Regions from separate parts of the Homo sapiens genome. Here regions 2 and 3 are each linked to region 1. A link is a contact called in ENCODE Hi-C or POLR2A ChIA-PET data. All regions are on one chromosome and are shown on one strand. Each heading gives the region's core, a stretch centred on a gene start or an enhancer-like site at or near the end of the contact. The rest is flanking DNA. Distances are from core to core; before and after follow the strand shown.

Region 1 (2,628 bases), core at 74-2,573:
CAAAGTATTTAATGTTGCCAATTTTGTTGTTGTTGTTGTTGCCCAGGCTGGAGTGGCGCGATCTCAGCTCACTGCAAGCTCCACCTCCCAGGTTCATGCCATTCTCCTGCCTCAGCCACCCAAGTAGCTGGGACTACAGGCACCCGCCACCATGCATGGCTTTTTGTATTTTTAGTAGAGACGGGTTTTCACCGTGTTAGCCAGGATGGTCTCGATCTCCTGACCTCGTGATCCACCTGCCTCGGCCTCCCAAAGTGCTGGGATTATAGGTGAGCTACCGCGCCCAGCCAAATGTTGCCAAATTGTTAATCCACATTGTGATGTTAAAGATTCAACGTGGAGTCATTTTCGTGATTGCTTTGGCTGAGCCTGATGTTTAGCAATGAAACACACTGGAATTGACAATAAATATTAAATTTTAAACATGAAAAAAATGGACAAAATGTATCTTGCTGGATGGACAAGGCATATAAAAATTGCAGGTCAGTGGTTGAATTTAAAACAGTTGCATTAATGTCTCAGATTCAATTATACTTAATTTGGCATTAACCTATCTCTATTCATAAAATTATTATTCATAACATTTATTGGACTAATTCTGTCAACAAAATTCCAGGAAATAAACAATCGTGATAGTGATAGGTTAATTGCTAAGGTTGTGTTTACTGGTTAATTCTGAACACAAAAGAATTCACTGCTGTTGTTTTTTTTGTTAGACGTAAGAAACTGCCCACTGACAGAACTTTTTCTTGTTTCTAAATTTAACCATTTAAGTTGCTAATTCTTCTTTCCCTCTTTGAGGTGAACCCAGGGCAGCAAGCAACAGTGTGATCTTCTACTCACCAAATCCAGAAGTAAGACCAGGGCAGTCCAGTCAAGGCTGCCCAACACCTGCCATTTCCATATGGTTCACCCCACTGCTGAATTTCCCACATGGCTGGACCAGAGACATGTATGGGCACTTTGGTTTGGACAAACCACACACCAAAGCAAATGCATACTGACATACATTTAATTTGAGCATGTTCTGAATGTTGTCTGACACCATGAAATACTGTTCTTCCAGGGAGGTCAAGGAAACGGCTGTAGCAAATGCAAGGAAAGGGCTTCCCATTGCCCTCCTTAGAGAGAACAGGAGGCACTGATAACTCCCAGCAACAAGACACTGTCTACAAGGGATTATTTCCTCTGTGATATCCTAGCACTGCACCACAGAGGTTAACTTCTGAAGCAGTATAAGAGGAAGTAGTAGCTCTATCAATCAAGATAAGTGGTGTGGGTGTGAAGACAGGCCAACATCGGGCAGAAAACTATCACACTGGGCTTCCACTTCCAGTTTCAGTGTAAAAATACATGTAACATTCTGAACATTTTCATCATTTTCTCCAGCCGCACCCTATCTCCTTAACCCAAACACACTGAGTCCAGAAAGACAATCAGAGATTTCCTTTGTATATGAAAATTCTCCTTACTCATTTGTTCTTCCCCATAAGCTAATTAACATTGTTTATTTCAGACCAGGGACTGGTTTTTCCTGACTATTCTGTACACCATTTTAATCAGCAGAATGTAACTAACAAGCTTAAAGAGCCACTCAATACTGAATCAGCAGCTCATACCATATGCTTGGGTAAAAACATACTTCCCAAAAAAGCTAAATGCAGAAAGACCAAGGATAGAAGATGTATTTAATACTCAAGAAGTCTAACAGGATGTGGAATATTGAGATTTTAAGGGGGAAAAGTTATTCTTTAAATACATCTACCCTAGTCACCGGGCTAGCTTAGTCAATAGAGTATGAGACAAGACTTAAATATATCTTAAAACATCTTTCTTATACCAGTTTTGCTACAACTTTTAACTCCAAAACAGTATTTTAAGGAAAAAAAAATCAAATTACAAAAACAACTTCATCTTAGCTTCTTAGTGCTAATTTTTTTTAAAGATGCAAAAAATCATGTATTTTCTCAGAAACATGGTTATGTGGTCAACAGATTTCTTAACAACAGAGTTCTAAATTTTGGATAAAATTTATATATCCAGCTTTATTCTGGTATTACCCAAATTCATGTTTGAGTGGGAAAGAAAAACCAAACCACATTATAAATTTAAATTTTAAGAAAAAACCTTTGACAGGTCAGAAATTAGTTTATATTTTGCTTTACATACACCATTCTAAAAGGAAGGAAACACTAACTGAAGGCCTGGTTTTACATTAGCATATTCATGTAATAAGCACAGATTAAGTTTGAAACTTCTTAAGCAGATCTATTACGTATTTTCTCATTTTCAAAAACATCTTAGAAAACTGTCTCTTTTAGAGGAATGAAAACAGCCTGACAGACTACATGTTTTCTTGGAATGAAGTCTCCCCCAATTTCTTGTAGCCCTAACAACTAAAACCATGAGCTGATTTCCACGTTAAACATGCTTCTGTGCAGCAATCTAAAAACACTCTTTCACAACCACGGGATGAACTATTTCATTGGAATTTAAAATTTGCTTTTTGAATTATATGAAAGCTTTTCATGTATAAGTGATTAAAAGGATTTGTAAACCAATAAATATTTCTACATTTAAAATCTTCCTCTGTCAGTTTGCCTTTTTCCTAAGCCTTTGGCAGCCAGA
Region 2 (2,628 bases), core at 70-2,569, 230 kb before region 1:
ATACCCAGGGACACAAACACTGCGGAAGGCCGCAGGGTCCTCTGCCTAGGAAAACCAGAGACCTTTGTTCACTTGTTTATCTGCTGACCTTCCCTCCACTATTGTCCTGTGACCCTGCCAAATCCCCCTCTGCGAGAAACGCCCAAGAATGATCAATTAAAAAAAAAAAAAGAAAGAAAAAGAAAATTTGTTAACCAGGCTTAGTTAAAAACTCCGTATGGAAGGTTTATGGGATAAAAATCTTTTTCTCTACTGAGGACTTAGGTCCAATGATCAGGGGCCCGCAAATTAACTGACAATAGACAGATAAACAGGCAAAAATAAAACAAGTTTGGCCGGGCGAGGTGGCTCACGCCTTTAATCCTGGCATTTTGGGAGGCTAAGGTGGGAGGATCGCTTCAGCCCAGGGGTTCAAGACCAGCCTGGGCAACAAAGTGAGATCCCATAATTAGCCAGGCATGGTGGCATGCGTCTGTAGTGTCAGCTATGCAGGATGCTGCGGTAGAAGGATTGCTTAAGCCCAGGAGGTTGAGGCTGCAGCGAGCCATGATTGTGCCACTGCACTCCAGCCTGGGCAGCAGAGCAAAAGCCTCTCTCAAAAACAAAACAGAAAAAGAAAACAAGTTGGCTGGGTACGGTGGCTCACACCTGTAATCACAGCACTTTGGGAGGCCGAGGTAGGTGAATCACGAGGTCAGGAGTTCAAGACTAGGCTGGCCAACATGATGAAACCCCGCCTCTACTAAAAATACAAAAAAATTAGCCAGGCGTGGTGGCGGGCGCCTATAATCCCAGCTACTAGGGAGGCTGAGGCAGAGAATTGCTTGAACCCGGTAGGTTCAAAGGTTGCAGTGAGCTGAGATCGCGCCACTACACTCCAGCCTGGGCGACAGAGCGAGACTCAGTCTCAAAAAAAAAAAAAAAAAAGAAAAAGAAAACAAGTTTTATTTATATGCATGCAGGAACGTTCAGATAAAGAAGCTCATTGATCTCAACCTAATAAGGAAAAGAGAGCGAGAGAAAGGCTTCTATGGGAAAGACACATGGACATTTGAGGAAAGACAAATGGACTTTTAGAGAAACAAATGGAAGAGATGGGAGTTTGTTGCTGATGTTTATGTTTGTCTACATGAGTGGTTGGTGTTCTTCCTGGGAGTGAGCTCCTCTGGAGAGGAGATTTATGGCAACTTTACTCCCAGAAGGCTCTTCCTTTTAGTGAAATAAAGGAAGTTCCAAAAAGGCTTCTTTCTGCATCTGCTGTATCTCTAGTGTCTTCGGTTTAAAATAATCTTCACACTTATTCTGGAGGGCCAAGTGGATCCCCAGAAGGGGAACATGGGCTCTGACTGAGGAGCAAGGAAATGTATGAGTTTCAGTATCATCTATGGTAACACTTCAGAGTCAGTAGAAAAAAAAGTTCTGGGCAGAGTGCAGTGGCTCATACCTGTAATCCCAGTAATCTGGGAGGCTGAGGCAGGAGGATCACTTGAAGCCAGGAGTTCAAGACCAGCCTGGACAACATGGTGAGAACTCATCTCAAAAAAGAGAAAAGAAAAAAAATTAGCTGGGTCTGGTGGCACATGCTTGTGGTGCCAGCTACTGGGAGGGTGGGGTGGGAGGATTGCTTAACCCTGGGAGGTCAAGGCTGCAGTGAGTCGTGCTTGCACCACTGCACTCCAGCCTGAGCAATAGAGTGAAACCCTGTCTCAAGAAAACCAAAAGTTTTGATTCTCAGCTATGTTCTGGTGAGGTTGCTGAGTAGCTCAGTGATGGATTGGTGAGGTGTTTGTACATAGATGCTTTATGCATCCCCCTTTCCAGAGGCCTGGCCTCTTAAGTCCAGTCGTTTAGAGCCAGCGACATATCTTCTATCAGCTCTGGGAGGTGCTGGATAGAGGTCAGCAGCATAGTGACTACTGAGGGATGCCGGGGGGTTCAAGTCCTGAAATTCCACCATTAGAGCTTCATTTTGTAGGTCGTACTTTTCCCTGTCCCTCCAGAAACTAACAAGTGAAGTCTCTCTTCCTCTCTCTCTCACTTTCTCCTCAAATTTTAAGGGTAAAATCACATAAAATTGTAAAGGTCCCTCCTCCCTATCCTGCCTCAGGAGTGACACCAGTTCCTAAGTGTATATGTGTTTTTTATTTTTATAGAAAAGATAAAACACCATTGCCCCTGTTCTGTGCCCTATTTTCATTTTCACTGTAAGCAATACATTTCTTTTTTCTTTCCTTTTTTTTTTTTTTTTTTTTTGATACAGGTTATCACTCTGAAGCCCAAGCTAGAATGCAGTGGGTATCATAGCTCACTATAACCTCAACCTCCTGGGCTCAAGCGATCCTCTCACCTCAGCCTATCAAGCTGTTGGGACTACAGGAGTCTCTAATATATATGAATGAGACATAGTCTCCCTATGGTGCCCAGGCTAAGTAATACATTTTTAAAATAAGTTCATATCAGTACCCAAATCATTTTCCTGTTGTTGTGATGAATGCAATGGCATGCCATTGCACAGAAGTGCCATTATTTATTAAACCAGCCTCTCAGTGATGTCAGCCCTCCTAGGACTGCTATTACAAATGGTATTCAAATGAATACTCTTGTATCGAAGTCGTTGCACACATATGC
Region 3 (2,628 bases), core at 37-2,536, 200 kb before region 1:
TGTAATATGTTTATTTAAAAATAATTCTCCAGGCTGAGCATGGTGGCTCATACCTCATGCTTGTAACTCCAGCACTTTAGGAGGCCAAGGTGGGAGGATTGCTTGAGCCCAGGAGTTTGAGACTGCCTGGGCAACACAGTTGGAACCTGTGTCTACAAACAAATTAGTTAGCTGGGCGTGGTGTCATGCACCTGTGGTCCCAGCTACTCAGGAGGCTGTGATAGGAGGATCACTTGAGCATGGAAGGTCAAGACTGCAGTGAGCTGTAATCGTGCCACTGCACTCCACCCTTGGTGACAGAGCAAGACCCTGTCTCAAAAAATGATGAGAATTATAATAATTCTACAACTCTCTTTGGTATCTTTCACCCTTAGAGTTTTGCTAAGTTAAATGATGGATATTCATTGCATTCATAGATTATTTCCAAACAAGGAGATATACTGAAGCATTAATTGCCTCACATAAGTATATACTTATCTATTGTTCACTTACTATAGAGGAATGAATGATATTTGGTTAGCAAACATGTCCTGTGCCACATTGAAAAATAGCATTATTTAAAAAAATAAGCAAAAACACCTCTATGTGCATATTTGGTAAGAAAAGTAGGATGTATTTTTGAAAAGAAAAAATATGAGGCATGAAGATGCGTTTTGGCTGAGGAAAAGGAGAGTAATTCAGTTTGGAAGTCCCTCCCCTATAGCATGGGAAATGCTCCCAAAGAGGCATTTCCTCTGCAGAGGTGGGCACTCAAAAACAAAGGAAGTCGCTCAGCCTAGACAGTCTCTGAGATGTAAATGACTCACTTCTGATGAGGAGGCGTCCAAATAACTGATCCTTCCAGACCACTGCTCTTCCCTTAACTCTTCATCATTTATTCTTTATTTATTTTTTTTATTTTTATTTTTTGAGACAGAGTCTCGCTCTGTTGCCCAGGCTGGAGTGCAGTGGTGCGATCTCAGCTCACTGCAACCTCGGCCTCCTGGGTTCAAGCGATTCTCCTGCCTCAGCTTCCTGAGTAGCTGGGATTACAGGCGCCCACCACCATGGCTGACTAATTTTTGTATTTTTAGTAGAGACAGGGTTTTATCATGTTGGCCAGGCTGGTCTCAAACTCCTGACCTCAAGTGATTTCCCCTACTCCTGCCCCCGCTTCCTCTGCACACATTGGCCTCCCAAAGTGCTGAGATTATAGTGAGCCACCACACCTGGCCATTCATTCTTCATTCAACAGGTAATCAGTAGCAGGAAATGGCCTAAACAGGGGTGTCCGAGAGAGAACACAGCCATGGGTTCTTAGTTTCTGTTTCTGGCTGGGCTAACAAAGCCCCTTCTTTATCTCTCTTTTCTGCTTTTCACTAGAGACAGAAACTAAAAACCATGGCTTCAGGTTGCTAAAAGCCTAAAACAAAACAAAACAGAACATGAACAACAAAATAAGGTGGGTTGGATGAGCTTGGCCTGCAGGGTGGAATTGGTGGATGTACTGAGGAATGGAACCGGAAGTCTGTGCTGGTTATTGGTATTTTGCCTGTCAGCTCCAAAGCCATTCTTTTTTGCCTGCTCTGTGAAAACGTATCTGGGCCTTTTAAGTATTTCTTTATTTTGTTCCTTTGCCATCTGGCACTTAATTGTCAGTAGAGGCCAGGGAAGAATGAGTGCAGGAGGAAAAGGGTTTTGCTTCCTGGTTCCATTGCCAGCTCTGCAGGCCCCTGCGGTGTGCGAGGCCTGCCCCAGCACCAGGCTTCTGCGGTGGATGTGGTTTCCCAGTGCCTCACGCCAGCAGCAAGGGTGGCTTCTCCAGCACAGCTCCTTCAGTGCTTGAAGCTTCTCCAGACTCCAGCAGCACAGCTGGATTCCTCAGTATCTGTCTCTTGCAATGTGTAATCAGCAGCACCTAGTACAGTAGCTTTCCCCTGTATCCAATTCTGATGGTTTTGTAGCGAACTGTCTGCACTGAGTTACTTCCCTGTGAACAGCCTTCTCCCCAGCACCCCAGAAGACAGATTTCTAGCATGTTCCACTGGCATGGCACCTCAGTGAGGTCTCTGATATTTAGTGAGTCACAGCCATGCTTCTCCAGCAAGGCCTATATCTCAGCCCAAGGGTAAGTACTACATCTCAGCCCTGGGGTGGTGGCTTTTTATATTATATTTGTCATGCACATCCATGTAAAGAGACCACCAAACAGGCTTTGTGTGAGCAATAAAGCTTTTTAATCACCTGGGTGCAGGTGGGCTGAGTCCAAAAAGAGAGTCAGCAAAGGGACTTAGGGATGGGGCAGTTTTATAGGATTTGGGTAGGTAGTGGAAAATTATAGTCAAAGGGGGTCTCAAGGTGCTCAGTGGGGGAGCTTCTGAGCCAAGAGAAGGAATTTCATAAGGTAATGTCATCAGTTAAGGCAGGAACCGGCCATTTTCACTTCTTTTGTGATTCTCCAGTTGCCTCAGGCCATCTGGATGTATAAGCACAGGCTTGGGCTCAGAGGCCTAAGAATATTAATCTGCCATTATCACATCAATTATATCTGCTATTCCTATATTCTTTTTTATTCTTTTTATTTCTTACTACCCCACCTCTGGTTACTCTGTCTAATTCCATGTTATGGTTAGTAATTCTTTGTTTTTT

Evidence for each region. Hi-C counts contacts between places; a loop is a spot of excess contacts on that map. ChIA-PET counts read pairs that join two places held with the same protein, here RNA polymerase II (POLR2A). Pooled maps may share reads with other maps.
Region 2: a map with no recorded cell type shows a loop between it and region 1 (4-fold over the local background). The contact joins two enhancer-like sites. A Hi-C loop is called at or near these places in 3 of 37 single-sample maps with no recorded cell type and 4 of 50 pooled maps. POLR2A ChIA-PET finds 5 or more read pairs at or near these places in 1 of 52 experiments (BJ).
Region 3: a pooled map shows a loop between it and region 1 (2.3-fold over the local background). The contact joins two enhancer-like sites. A Hi-C loop is called at or near these places in 2 of 50 pooled maps. POLR2A ChIA-PET finds 5 or more read pairs at or near these places in 4 of 52 experiments (GM12878, HEK293, OCI-LY7 and 1 more).

What each region holds. Positions count from the first base shown.
Region 1 is chr2:47,485,971-47,488,598 of GRCh38, reverse strand. It overlaps a transcript of MSH2 not described here. Among named protein-coding and RNA genes, the nearest start is that of MSH2-OT1, 40 kb to the left of the region's middle. Within about 2 kb of position 1,323, at least 3 of the 41 ENCODE cell types and tissues checked have a DNase peak (open chromatin) inside an H3K27ac peak, as active enhancers do; they include GM12878 and OCI-LY7, where a contact is called at or near this core.
Region 2 is chr2:47,719,301-47,721,928 of GRCh38, reverse strand. No RefSeq gene overlaps it. Among named protein-coding and RNA genes, the nearest start is that of MSH6, 63 kb to the left of the region's middle. RefSeq lists an enhancer at 1-449. Within about 2 kb of position 1,319, at least 2 of the 41 ENCODE cell types and tissues checked have a DNase peak (open chromatin) inside an H3K27ac peak, as active enhancers do.
Region 3 is chr2:47,687,874-47,690,501 of GRCh38, reverse strand. It overlaps a transcript of MSH2 not described here. Among named protein-coding and RNA genes, the nearest start is that of MSH6, 94 kb to the left of the region's middle. Within about 2 kb of position 1,286, at least 2 of the 41 ENCODE cell types and tissues checked have a DNase peak (open chromatin) inside an H3K27ac peak, as active enhancers do; they include GM12878 and OCI-LY7, where a contact is called at or near this core.